Linked DNA regions of Mus musculus: region 1 is linked to region 2. A link is a contact called in ENCODE POLR2A ChIA-PET data. All regions are on one chromosome and are shown on one strand. The core of a region is the stretch at or near the end of the contact, and the rest is flanking DNA. Distances in the headings are between cores, read along the strand shown. Region 1 holds the start of Lipt2 (lipoyl(octanoyl) transferase 2 (putative)). Region 2 holds the start of Pgm2l1 (phosphoglucomutase 2-like 1).

Region 1 (2,788 bases), core at 288-2,787, 68 kb after region 2:
TGGTTCCCACAGAACTCAAAAAACCTAAGAGTCAAAACTGCTGTTAGATACAACTGATACAATTGCTGTTAGCACTGAAAAAGTAGCAAGTAATTAGGAAATGGCAGTTGATAATAACACTGGAGTGTCTCCATTAACAGGTGTTAATGGTCATGGGGATGCTTTAGGTAGCCTGTGACTTTTCATAGTATTTTCATAATGTCGTCTGAGGTAGGTGAGGAGATACAGGGAGCAATTGCTCAGGGCCTGTCATGGTCAGTGAATCAGAGTAGTTCTGGGGACTCAGTCAGACTAGCAATTGCTCAGGGCCTGTCATGGTCAGTGAATCAGAGTAGTTCTGGGGACTCAGTCAGACTAGAAGCTTTCTATTGTAGAACCATCATCCCAAGGATAAGGTGAATGAATGTCCTTCAGCTGGGGCTGTCCTCAGAGATTAACGTGCACTTGAAAGTCTCCTTGAATGCCACAAGGAATGATGGCATTACTTCATCCACAGTGACAAGTCTTTGAAGCGCCTCACTCAGGGAAGTGACTCCAGTTCCAACCAGTCCACAAGGCACAATGTGCTCAAACCATGTGAGGTCGGTTGAACAGTTCAGAGCCAAGCCGTGGGACGTGATGTGTCTTCCACAGCGGACTCCTGCAAGACAAGCCAAAATATCTTAGCATAGTTATACTTCCCTTCTTTGGGAGCCTCAGGATCCCTCTGGGGCTGAAAGGTAAGGAGGCCTGGGCACAATCCCTTGAAACTTGGATGGAACACTGACTGGATCTGGGGGCTAAGTCAATGGCGGTGGGGGCTGTGGTTACACATCAGCTGCCCTTATTTTCGAGATTCGTTTAACACAAGAATTGCGTTTGCATTGGAAGTTTTAAATTTTGGCATCCTGTCTCCCGTTATGAGTCACAGGAAGAAACCTGGCAATTCATACTGAACTAGAGGACTCTTTTGTCTCAGCTCCATGAGGGAGGTCAGTGGCTCATGCCCAGAGTTCATGTCCAGCCCAGCGCTCCCCGATGTTAGCCCTGCCCAGGCTCCGCCCCGGTCCCGCCCCGGCGCGCTCACCGATCGCGCAGATCTTGCGCTCCCCCAGCCAGACGCCAGTGTAGGGCGGCGGCCGCGCGCGGGCGCCCTGCAGGCCCCGAAGTTCGCACAGTCGCACGGCGCACGCCTCCAGCGCCGCCACGTGGGTGCGCAGGCGCAGGCCTAGGAGCCGCAAGTCAAGCACCGGGTGGCAGAGCAACTGGCCCGGGCCGTGGAAAGTGGCCAGGCCGCCGCGGCCGGTGGCGCGCACCTCGGCGCCCAAGGCCCTCAGCCGCGTAGTCTCCTCGGGTGTCAGGCCACCGCGTAGCCCGCCCGTGTATACGGGCCCCGCTGGCTCGCAGACCAAGAGCACACCCGCTTTGGTCCCCGACAGGGTCCCAGGGCGAGGGTCTGCCTGTAGCCGCCGTAGCCAATGCTCCTGCAACGCCAGCAGCTCCGAGTAGTGCACCCGACCAAGCCAAACGAGCCGGACCACAGGCAGCGACATCGCGCGGGAGGCGGCGTGCGTGGGCCACGCCTTCTGGCGGGTCTCGGGGCGGGGACTCTGGGCCACGCCCCTGAGCTTCAGCCCGAGTGGAGCTTCAGTTCCCGCCTACCTGTGTGACCCGAAGTCCAGGCAGGATTGGTCTTAACCACCCATTCATTCCAATAATCATTTTTTAGTATGTTCTGTGTTCTGCAGGAACTTGGACCGTGCAGTGTAGAGTATTTGAGAAACGAAGATCCAACCCTGGAAGCTTAGGTGTTCACAGCTGACAAGCTAATATTAAAGTTTTTTTTTTTGACAATATTCAGAAATTGTCTTTCTGTTTCACCATGTAAATTCTTTTTTTTAATTTAATTAATTTATTTATTACGTATTTTCCTCAATGATGGAAAGAAAAACAGAATTCAGTAATATGTTGAGTTCCTCGAAAACTGAAAGGGAGACTAGTGTGCAAAGAGGTTTATTGTGGATCGGTGTGGGACGTAGCAGGTACTTCAAGATATATAAGACTTGAAAGAAACAGGATTAGGCAGAAGCTGTAGTTGAGCAGAGAAATAGTTGCATTAGATTCTTTCCTTAGCTATCCCCCAGGAATGCTCCGAGTCTGGCCTGACCCATTAGAATTATTCTAGATTAAAGCAAATGGGACATCCTACATAGATGGGTCACAAAAACAAGCTACTCCTGGGAAGGCACCGTTACCTTTGTAGGAGTTGCTTCCATTATGAAGCCCTGATCTCTGAAGGGAGCTCCAGCTTGAGTCATCATACAACCCAGTCCCAGAAGCCGAGGGAAGGACAGGGGACGGGAAGCCAGAATATCAAGATTAATTGTGATTAATTGGCCCAGAAACCCTTCCTGACCTGAGCTTTATACAACAGAGAATGTGCCAGAAAAGTCCCCAGAACTACAATTTGGAGAGGTAGATGTCTTATCAAAGTCTTATAAAGGGTCCTGAGCCCTCAGTCCCCAAGGCTTTTACTTAGCCCACTAGCTCACGCCCATTCTTGGGAGTGTTTTTCTTTTTTTAATAACCAGCCCCTGTTTCTAACCACACTGTGTGTCTCTGGTGTGGTATTCTAACCTGGGACATAATCTCAGATCTGCACTGACCACTAATTTTTTCCCCTTTTCTTTATTTCCTTTTCAGATATCGGCCTAAAGCCTGAGCCTACATCGTTGCACTGTGGACTTTCTCACTCTCTGAACCCCTCCACCTCTGCCATGCAGGTTCTCCCCTCCCTCCTCCATCACAG
Region 2 (2,700 bases), core at 91-2,590:
TTTTTGTTTTAGCAGCTGTATCATATGCACTTGAGAAAACAAACACTGGGATTATCATCCCACCCTCTGAAAAAGCCTCCAAGAGCCTCGTTTACAAGTGAAAAGGATGCATTTTAATTCTAGCTTTCACCAACCCACCCTATATACCTGCACAAGGGGAGGGAGAGAGAAGAAACGATGGCATCAGCAATTCTGAAATTCCTAAGCAATTCCTAAATATCTGATCAGAATCTGCCTTTTAAGATTTGAGAATGGTGCAAATTCTATCAGTACAACTAGACTATTCTAGATGTCCATGACAATTTTTTGAACAGGATACTTCCAATAAATAACTGCCGGCAGAGGAATGAAATAAGAGGAGAACCCTTGTCACATTTAATAGCAAAAGGTGATACCAGAAAATAAGAGTGAAATAGACTAGCGAATACCTAGCCAGCGATTACCTAGTGACAGAGGGTGGAAACACAGCAGAGCAACATAGTGAGTGGTTAGTAACGTTCAAGAACCAGAAGCCACTTTCTGGTTCTGCAGAGAAGGAAGTCAAAGGAGAAAGAGGAAAGGTGATGGATGCATAGTACACAGAGGATAACTTACAACGATGAGAATGAGGACGAAGTATTTTGACCATGAGAGATGATACTCACTGGAAGGGAAGGGGCAGCAAGGGAGGAAGCGGGACTGCGGTGTAGCCTACCACAAAAGAAAGAGACTGCAGTCGTCCCTGCCCAGCCCAGCCCGCCGGGGAAAGCAGCCCCTGCATAGGTGAGAGGCATCGCCCAACTCCACTAGCCCTGCGCTGGCTGGAGCCATCTCCCCTGGAGCCTCCAGAGCCCTGGGTGGGTACCGGAAAGGGTGGACTGTGCGAGGGTGAGCAGAAAGAGGGGACAGATGCCGGGGTGACCAGGTACCCACCTTGTCCCAACGCAGCCACTGCCCGATGGCCGTGTCTAGCTGGGGGTCCCCAGTGAGGTAGGGGGCGTGGAGCAGGTTAGAGTTCAGGTCATCATCTGCGTTCTCAGCCATGGTAGACACACGGGTTTGCGGGCCCGAGGGGCGGGCGAAGACACTGAGTCAGGGGGGCTCTAGGTGCGCTCACCAGGGTCCAGAAACCCCCTCCTTGACGAAGGGCATCGGAGACCAACCGCGAGCTGTTCAGTCCGCGCCAGCTCCTGCCGCAGCTCCAGCGAACCCGGAGAGAGGGCGGAGACAGGACAGCCGCCTCCCAGCAGACTAGCTCCGGATCTCAGCTCGAACTGACTGAGGCGGGCGTGAGGCGAGAGAACAACAACAGTCCCAGATGTCTGGGTCGCCGCCTTCGCCCGCGCCGCCTTAGGCCCCGCCCCCGCGCCGCCCGCGCCGCCCCCGCCCGCCCCGGCCCGTCCGAGTGCCCGAGGCATGAGGCGCGAGCCCGGGAGCGCGCGCCCCGCACCTCCGCTGCAGCGTTTGCTGTCCGCTGAGGCGACAGTGCACAGCTGGCTTTGTTTTTTTAATGCCGTTCCTCAGCTGTCTTTCCCTTATCACCCGCCCCGCACTCGCACGTGCGCCTCCACCTGGTGTCCCCGTCGTCTCAAGCAGCCCGCCTCTGCACTCACTAGGAGAGTCCCCGGCGCGCGCAGGCCCCACCCTCTTCGCCTCAGGGCTTGGTCTCGCTTGGGAGCCCAAAGTGGCGCGCGTGACGCCTCACGGGAGTTGTAGTTTTCCCCGGTTCCCCGAGTTCTGTACACCCGTTGCCTTTCCCTTCCCTCGGAGAGAAAAAGCACCACCTGTTCCCTGACGCTTCTTACTTATGTTGTGCAGTGGTGGTCTCCTGCTTTAAGGTAAAAAAGGAATGACGTAAGGAACAACGGTATCTATTTGTACTTGAAAGTTTACGAGTCGTTTTTTGTCATTTCATTCATCCTGTGTGGTAGGTTGTATGTATATTCCTTTCCCACTTTACACAGAAGGAACTGAAAGGCAAACCGAATTTTCTGAGCAGTAGCGTTCCTGAGAAATGAATGCGGGTTTCAGTCTGTTATGTTACCTCAGCTGGCAGTTGTTTTTGTTCAGTTGTAGCCGCGGAATAGAGGTAGAGAGAATATAATGTCTGGAAAATAGATAAGAAGGTTGTCAGATGATGGGTCAGCATTTAACCCTATTTTAAGAATGTACAAACATCATAAAATTCATGAACAAGTAGGAATACAGAGGAAAAAAGAAATGAACACCTTCACTTTCTTTCTTCTATAAATGTGCGCCTTTCAGGTCTCATTACTTGAGGCCAGAGAAATACTGAAGTCTTGTATATGGACCACTCTGCTTTCTCTGTTTTTGAGACAGGGTCTCCTCTATGGCTTTGGCTAGCCTTGAACATAATATACGCCAGGCTGAAATTGAACTCTTGAGTGCTGGAATTCCAGGTGTGCACCACCACACTGTGCCAAATACCTTCTTGGTGTGACTTGACCAAGTATATTAAAACTCTTCCTCATCAGCCTTTTGCTCTTGTAAGGATTATATAATATTTATAGCATGACAGTACAGTAATTGAAGAAATAGTTTTAGAGTGTTTTGAGGCTCAAAGATAAAAGACATAATAAATCCAAAGTATTCCTTTTATTTTTTAAAGACATCATTTGTTCTAATAAAATCCAAACTACTAGCATAAAATAATTGTATTGAGAGATTCTGAAAAATAATATATGTCATTGTAAGGGGTTG

The links. ChIA-PET counts read pairs that join two places held with the same protein, here RNA polymerase II (POLR2A).
Region 1: POLR2A ChIA-PET joins it to region 2 with 18 read pairs in embryonic stem cell. The contact joins the promoter of Lipt2 here to the promoter of Pgm2l1 in region 2. POLR2A ChIA-PET finds 5 or more read pairs at or near these places in 4 of 5 experiments (Patski and embryonic stem cell).

What each region holds. Positions count from the first base shown.
Region 1 is chr7:100,158,026-100,160,813 of GRCm38, reverse strand. Lipt2 (lipoyl(octanoyl) transferase 2 (putative)) reads right to left here and starts at 1,537. Exons shown (of 2, transcript NM_026010.2): 1 at 1,067-1,537; 2 at 1-640. The coding sequence starts at 1,532. The coding sequence ends at 411. It overlaps Gm51452 (a long non-coding RNA gene), which reads left to right and starts at 638. Exons shown (of 2, transcript XR_003946658.1): 1 at 638-719; 2 at 2,683-2,788.
Region 2 is chr7:100,226,247-100,228,946 of GRCm38, reverse strand. Pgm2l1 (phosphoglucomutase 2-like 1) reads right to left here and starts at 1,340. Exons shown (of 14, transcript NM_027629.3): 1 at 913-1,340. The coding sequence starts at 1,023. It overlaps Gm34877 (a long non-coding RNA gene), which reads left to right and starts at 1,542. Exons shown (of 3, transcript XR_869834.3): 1 at 1,542-1,817.